2 separate regions of the Homo sapiens genome follow, and region 1 is linked to region 2. A link is an interaction called in ENCODE POLR2A ChIA-PET data of the cell type or tissue named here. Cell type or tissue: PC-9. All regions are shown on one strand.

The links. ChIA-PET counts read pairs that join two places held together with the same protein. Peaks named below come from ENCODE experiments on the same cell type or tissue, not always from the same donor. Only the 100,000 strongest peaks of a DNase experiment are listed, where the experiment ranks them.
Region 1: POLR2A ChIA-PET joins it to region 2 with 6 read pairs; 18 of 35 experiments call an interaction of 5 or more read pairs at or near these places.

Annotation. Positions count from the first base shown.
Region 1 is chr5:179,828,724-179,832,723 of GRCh38, forward strand. The region is part of intron 5 of SQSTM1 (sequestosome 1); the gene reads left to right. Among named protein-coding and RNA genes, the nearest start is that of SQSTM1, 9.8 kb to the left of the region's middle. In PC-9, no CTCF peak of the experiment used is centred here; no DNase peak of the experiment used is centred here; H3K27ac peaks cover 1,492 bases.
Region 2 is chr5:179,735,227-179,739,226 of GRCh38, forward strand. The region is part of intron 1 of MAML1 (mastermind like transcriptional coactivator 1); the gene reads left to right. Among named protein-coding and RNA genes, the nearest start is that of MAML1, 4.4 kb to the left of the region's middle. In PC-9, no CTCF peak of the experiment used is centred here; no DNase peak of the experiment used is centred here.

The sequences.
Region 1 (4,000 bases), 93 kb after region 2:
ATTTAAATATTACAGATGGAGGTACTTGTAGTTAAGCCTGCTTTTACCTCTGCTCCCCCCTTAAACTCTATTGAAATAACAGGAAAGGGCTTACACAAAAAAGAAAACACCATAGACAAAGAAAGTAATAGAGGAAAAGACAAAGATGTGATCAGATTTTGGAAGATGGACATGGAGGGAGGGTGGCAACCTGCTGAGGGAAGCTTCAGAAATCTCTGTGCCAGAACAGGGCATCCTGGTGAGAAGGAAGACCATCTGTTCAGGTACCAGGAAAGGCAAGAGGTGGGAGTGATCGGGGGACAGGAACAAGGGGGGAGGGTTGAAAACCTCTAGGGAGTGTCAGCTAGAGACTTCAGGGCCCACTTGGCCAGATGATGGCTCTTGCCAACAATTGAAGGAGACCTCATGTTTAATTCCAGGAGCACCTGACCCAGGGAAGCTTCAGCATGGGATACTAGAGACAGGCCAGGGTGAGGCACCAGCCTGAAACTGGGCATCCCGAATGAGCAATGGGCCCAGCAGTCAGTTCCCTGGCCAGGCAGGAGGTGGGGAGTCCCTGCTGAGGGAGGTTGAATGCCCCCAGAGAAGTGTCCTACAGCTCCTGCCTGCCAGACCCCCAGGCACCCTGCAGAGGGAAAGTTAGTGATGGCGCTGGCCCCACAGAAGGCTTCCTGTCAACCTTAGTGCTTCAGTGGGATCAGACCCCTGGGTCACCAGCCATCTGAGGAAAGCCCCCACACATGGGAGAAAAGGTCTTAAAGGGAAGAGAATGTTAATGTCCTCAGTGAGATACAAAAGAGCATTGTCTGCATGAAAAAGGAACAGGATACTAGAAAAAGGATAACAAAGGGAACAGAATAAGAAAGTTCTTAAAATTAAAAAATAGAAAAAAAACTTCAAAAGAAGGCTTAGATTCTACTATTGTCTCAAGGAGATATTCCAAAAGCAAAATAGAGATAGTTTTTTTATCTTTCCTCTCCTCCTAATGTAGGAACAAGTCTAGAAGCCCAATATAGGATGAGTAGGAATTCCAGAAAGAATAGAAAACTGAAAGGAGGAAATGAACATAGAATGCAAGATAGTTTCTTGGCACCAGGCATGGTGGCTCATGCCTGTAATCCCAACACTTTGGGAGACCAAGGCAGGCAGATGACTTGAGCTCACGAGTTTGAGACCAGCCTTGGCAACATAGGGAGACACCATCCCCCACTTCCCGTGTCTACAAACACTATGAAAATTAGCCAGGCATGGAGTTGTGTACTTATGGCCCCAGCTACGTGGGAGGCTGAGGTTGGGGATGGCTTGAGCCTGGAAGGCAGAGGGTGCAACGAGCCTGGATTGTACCACTGCACTCCATCCTGGGAGACAGAAACAGACCTTGTCTCAAACAAAACAAAACAAAACAAAACAAAAAACAAAAATGCAAGATAGTTTCTTGGCAATGAGGCCATTATCTTCTAGATTGAAAGCGGCCCTGACAATGACTGAGAAAGACCCCACAGCAAAGCTTATCATTGTCAAGTGTCAGAACCCTGAGGATAAAGAAAGAGGGGCTTCTAAAACTCTAGGTTATTGTAAATACTTGGGAATACAAAGAGCAAACAAACATGAACAGCTAGGAGACAATGGAACAACTGATGACTCCAGAAATCAGTTAAAAAGGCTTTTCGGCCTAGAATTCTTTTGTTTTTGAAACCGGGTCTCACTGTCATCTGGGCTGGAGAGCAGTGGTACAGTTGTCTTCATCTCGTGGGCTCAAGTGATCCTTCTGCTTCAGCCTCCCCAGTAGCTGGGACTACAGGCATGTGCCACTGTGCCTAGATATTTTTTTTTTTCTTTTTCTTTCCCCACCCCCGAGTCAGAGTCTCGCTGTCGCCCAGGCTGGAGTGCAGCGGCGTGATCTCAGCTCACTGCAGTTTCCACCTCCTGGGTTCAAGCAATTTTCTGCCTCAGCCTCCCGAGTAGCTGGGATTACAGGCACCCGCCACCATGCCTGGCTAATTTTTATATTTTTAGTAGAGATGGGGTTTCACCATCTTGGCCAGGCTGGTCTTGAACTCCTGACCTCATGATCTACCTGCCTTCGTCTCCCAAAGTGCTGGGATTACAGGCATGAGCCACTGTGCCCAGCCCCGTGCCCAGCTATTTTAAAATTTTTTTGTAGAGATGGGGTCTTGCCATGCTGCCCAGGCCGATTTTGAACTCCTGGGCTCAAGAGATTTCTCATGTTGTTCTCCCAAAGTGTTAGGATTACATGCATGAGTCACTGTGCCTGGTCCAGCCTAGAATTCTATACCCAGCTAAAACGATCAAGTATCAGGGCAGAACAAAGTTACTTTCTGGTATACAGTCTTAATTATTTTAACCTTGGTTTGAACCACATGAAGAGAGAAACCCAAAATGAAGCACAGAGGTATTAGGAAACGGGGGACCTAACAGGACAGAGGGTGAACGTAAAGGGGGTCACAGCATCACAGCGCAGCCTCTGCCCAGAGAGCTGCCAGTCCTGGCTGGAACAGGAGGCTGCACAGCAAGCGGCACTCTCTATGGAAAACACCAGAACCAGTGGGGTCTCTGATCCACTTCACCCTTGTAGAAAACTATGGAGATGCTGTGGGAGAACATAGGGAAAGTTAGCAAATGCAAAGAGAAGGCAGGCTGGGTGCAGTGGCTCATGCCTGTAATCCAAGCACTTTGGGAGGCCAAGGCAGGCAGATCACCTGAGGTCAGGAGTTCAAGACCAGCCTGGCCAACATGGTGAAACCCCGTCTCTACTAAAAATATAAAAATTAGCTGGGCGTGGTGGCACGTGCCTATAGTCCCAGCTACTCGGGAGGCTGAGGCAGGAGAATCACTTGAACCTGGTGGGCAGAGGCTGCAGTGAGCCGAGAGATTGCGGCACTGCGCTCCAGCCTGGGCAACAGAGCGAGACTCTGTCTACAAAACAAAGGAAAAGAGAAGCCATTATCAGTGGTAGGAAAACAAAAAGCGATACAAAGAAATAGTCTGCTACTTGACCCAGCAAAGAACATTTAGATAGAGGTCCTAGCTGAAACATTGAATGTTCTTTTTTTTTTTTGAGATGGAGTCTTGCTCTGTCACCAGGCTGGAGTGCAGTGGCGCCAACTTGGCTCACTGCAACCTCCGCCTCCCAGGTTCAAGCGATTCTTCTGCCTCGGCCTCCCGAGTAACTGAGACTACAGGCGATTGCCACCACGCCCAGCTGATTTTTTGTATTTTTAGTAGAGACGGGGTTTCACCATATTAGCCAGGGTAGTCTCGATCTCCTGATCTCGTGATCCGCCCGCCTCGGCCTCCCAAAGTGCTGGGATTACAGGCGTGAGCCACTGCGCTCGGCCTACTGAATGTTCTTTTAACAAAAAATTGCGTCTTGGAAAGGGTAGTGGAAGGAGAGGCAGGTACTGGTCCAGAGTAGGAAGTGCGCAGATGTGAACTCCAGCAGCAGGCAAGAGCAGCGTGAGCTGAAAGGGCACAGGGAGAGTTTGGGGAGTGGGATGGGGGCAGGGAGTGTGCACCACAGCCTTTGGCAACTGGTGACTCTAAGCTGTGGGTGTGGAGACTTTTGACACATTTAATTTCAAAAATAGTGCAGGTGATTCTCCCCTCTGTCCCTGGTGAGTCACGTGAGCCTGGAGGTGTGCAGGTTCCCTGTGGGGCCAGCGTTGGGCCCTACGCAGCGCCTGCACGGCCCATCCACCTCCCAGAGCAGAGCTCCGGCGTTGAGGTGTGCGTGTGTGTCGTCGCACAAAGCCTCTGTGTGCAGGTGTCAGGAGGCACATGGCCTTCCATCACTGTGGCTGGAAGCGCCTGCCACATGTGGTATTGGCTCTCCCTGTACTTAGGGCCTGGCCCCACCTGCCGTGTGGCCCGTGTCCTGCATGGTTAGGAAAAAGGTCTCTTTCGACTTTCTGGCTCAGAAGCTGACTTTAGATGCTAGCTGAGGTTAATGTTTTACTGAATTGGAGAAAGAGAAAGGTCC
Region 2 (4,000 bases):
GTGGGACCCTCCTCCATCCCTTTCAGAATCCTGCCACCCTGCCAGTCCCAGCTTATCTCTTTCTTCTGCCTTAAAGCTAGTTCCTGACCAGCCTAACCCACAGCAGTAAGAATCTCCTTTGTCAAAACATTTAGGAAACATATTATCTATGCTATTTGTTTTATTTATTTATTTATTTTGAGATGGAGTCTTGCCCTGTTGCCCAGGCTGGAGTGCAATGGCGCGATCTAGGGTCACAGCAATCTCCGCCTCCCAGGTTCAAGTGATTCTCCTGCCTCAGCCTCCCTACTAGCTGGGATTACAGGTGCTGGCCACCATGCCCAGCTAATAATTTTTGTATTTTTAGTAGAGATGGGGTTTCACCATGTTGACCAGGCTGGTCTCGAACTCCTGACCTCAGATAATCCACCCACCTCGGCCTCCCAAAGTGCTGGGATTACAGGTGTGAGCCACTGCACCTAGCCTATTTATTTTTTTTTGAGACAGCGTCTCGCCCTGTCACCCAGGCTGGAGTGTAGTGACATGATTTCTGCTCACTGCAACCTCTGCCTCCCCGGTTCAAGCGATTCTCCTGCCTCAGCTTCCTGAGTAGCTGGGATTACAGGCGCACACTACCACGCTTGGCTTATTTTGGTATTTTTAGTAGAGACAGGGTTTCTCCTTGTTGGGCAGGCTGGTCTCGAACCCCTGACCTCGTGATCCACCCACCTCGGCCTCCCAAAGTGCTGGGATTACAGGCGTGAGCCACCGCGCCCGGCCTATGCTATTTATTTTTAGCACATGGTCACTTGTTACTTTAGGTCGCATCTTTTCAACTAGACTGTCAGCTCTTGGAGGCAGGGAGGGCTCACACTTGGGTAGTACACATCTGAGGTGCATCTTAAGTGCCTGTTTGTTGAATTATTGATAGAAACTTGGTAGTGCTTTACTCAGTAATCTCTCCTCCTATACACTAACTTCAAAAAGCAAGTTGATGTAACTTCATGAGCCACCTTTCATGGCTCATAGTAACAACTCTTGTAAGGAGGGACTTTTGTTATTTTTTTTTAGGGAGTTTCGCTTTGTCGCCAGGCTGGAGTGCAATGGTGCCATCTTGGCTCACTGCAACCTCCGCCTCCCAGGTTCAAGCAATTCCCCTGCCTCAGCCCCCCAAGTAGCTGGGACTACAGGCTTGTGCCACCACGCTCCCCTAATTTTTTGTATTTTAGTAGAGACGGGGTTTCACCATGTTGGCCAGGATGGTCTCGATCTCCTGACCTTGTGATCCTCCCGCACTGGCCTCCCAAAGTGCTGGGATTACAGGCATGAGCCGCCACGCTTGGCCTGTGTAAGGAAGGACTTTTAAGAGTAGTTCGTGGTCATTGCAATTGAAGTAAATAATGAAAGCTCATAAAAATCATAGTTTAATACACAAATAGTTGCCTTGAATCCTCCCTAGAAAGTATATTAGGGGGGCCGGGAGCAGTGGTTGACTCCTGTAATCCCAGCACTTTGGGAGGCAGAGGTGGGTGGATCGCCTGAGGTCAGGAGTTCGAGACCAGCCTGGCTAACATGGTGAAACCCCGTCTCTACTAAAAATACAAAAATTAGCTGGGCATGTGGCGTGCGCCTGTGGTCCCAGCTACACGGGAGGCTGAGGGAGGAGAATCGCTGGAACCTGGGAGACGGAGGTTACAGTGAGCTGAGATCGTACCACTGCACTCCAGCCTGGGCAACAGAGGGAGACTCCGTCTCAAATTAAAAAAAAAAAAAAAAGGTATATTAGTAATGATTCAATTTTTGTTTAAAGTTGTTCTAAGAATTTAGACCCTGTATGATTTTTTTTAGTCCTGAGTCAGTGGGGGAAACTGGGCATGCTGTTTGAAGAGAAATTAATTCTGAGTGTGTTAGAATTTGAATCTAATTTGTCAGTCATTCCTTTTGATATCAGAGCTTAATCAGATGTGCCATGTTAAGGTGATGTCTTTTTATCACATTAAACCTTGACTTATGGATTTCTTGAGTTTAAACTCTACGGTGGATGTGCTTTTCTGTGTCTCTGCTAGGAAGAGGGACGCTTTGCATTTGGACTCCAAGTTAGTCTAGCTGAGCTCTTTGGCCTTGGAATGGGGTCATCGGAACAGAAGATAAGTATCATTAAGAAAACAGTGGCTCCTTCAATTCAGGGGGGAAGAGAGTCCTTGAGTATGTACGATTTTGGCTTGGAGAAAACAGCTTTGCAGAAAGAGATGGAAAGAAGGTACCTCTTAGTCATTGTTATTTTTGACAACTCCATGTATTTGATCTCATTAATATTTCTTACTTAAGGAATATTATAAGTTCTTAAGTTTTTTCCAAGTGAACTATATACTGTTTGGCAGTCATTTCATAGTTACTTCACCAGCAACCCATTTGTATGACTGAGAAGGGATCAGATTTACTGCTAGAGTTTACTTCACTTCAGATTATTGTTTTCTTAGGATATCCCACCACAGCGAAGTCTTAGCCACTATCTGCTTAGTCTGTTAGAGATGAATCAGAAACACTGTTTCAGGCTTTTTCTCTATTCTAATTTTCAAGGAATGAGTCTATTAGGTTTTCATTTCTTTTCCTTTTTTCTTGAAACAGGGTCTGGCTCTATCACCCAGTGGCGCGATCGTGGGGCACTACAGCCTTGAACTGCTGGGCTCCAGGGGTCCTCCCACCTCAGCCTCCTGAGTAGCTGGGACTACAGGTGTGCACCACCGCACCCGGCTAGGTTTTAAAGTTTTTTGTAGAGATGGGTGTGAGCCACCTTGCCTGGCCGAAAGTTGATTTTCTTACTTAGTTTTAGGTGTGTAAAGTTTCTTTCTCTCTTTTTTAACCTTTTATTTGTAAATAATGTCAAACTTAGAGAAAAGCTCTAAGTTTGGTACAAAGAACATCTGGTTACCTAGATTTACCTGTTGTCACTGTTGTGCCCCATTTGTTATCATTTGCACATTCTCTCTCTCCCACTCTCTGCCTCTTTCTCTCTCTCTCAGACTTTTATTCTCTGAACCACCTGAGAGTATGCTGCACACCTCATAGCTCTCTGCTGCCAAACCACCCCATGTGTACCTTTTAAGAGTTAAGAAAGCTGTTAATTTTGTAGACCAAACTCTTGTAAGAATTATGAAATAACAAATTATTTCCAGGAAGTAGATATTTCTGAATATAAAACAGATACTGTACTGTAATCATGTGGGGCATTAGTTTTTTTAAAAAGATGATCAGTGTGGCTTTAGGATCTCATTTCTTCCTGTAATGCCTGAGACCTTGTCTAGAACCCTCTTTCCTTTTTTGTCTTCAGTATCTCCCTTCCCAACTGAGTCTTTCCCTTCAGCTTGAAATTATGAACAAATATTCTCCACACTGACAAGTCCTGTGTTTTCTCACTGTCAAAATAGTATTCCATATTCTTCTTTCCCTTTGCCCTTCCCACTTGAACTTCTCATTTACTCATTAGCCTATGGTAATATGCCTTCTACCTCTTCTATTACTCTGAAGTTGCCTCCGTAAAGGACACCAAGGATGGACTTGCCAAATTTATTGGCATCTTTTTTTTTTTTTTGGAGACAGGGTCTCACTGTGTTGCCTAGGCTGGAGTGCAGTGGCACCATTATGGCTCACTACAGCCTCAACCTCCCAGGCTCAAGTGATCCTCCCACCACAGCCTCCTCAGTAGCTGGGACTACAGGCGTGAGCCACCACACCCAGCCTCATTGGCATCTTAGTCATCATTCTTCGTGACTTCTTCCTTTTCTTAGCTTCTCCTCTCTTCTGATTTCCTTTTCAGCTTTCTGACTTTTTTTCTCAGTCTCCTTACTATTTTCCCTTATTAATTCATGCAGCAAATATTTGAGCACCTGCTGTGGGCCAGAGTACAATCAGCCCTCCGTATCTGCGCATTCTGCATCTGCGGATTCAACCAACTGTAGATAGAAAATATTTTTTGGAAAAAAAAGTAAAAAAATAACAGTACAACAATTAACACAAATTA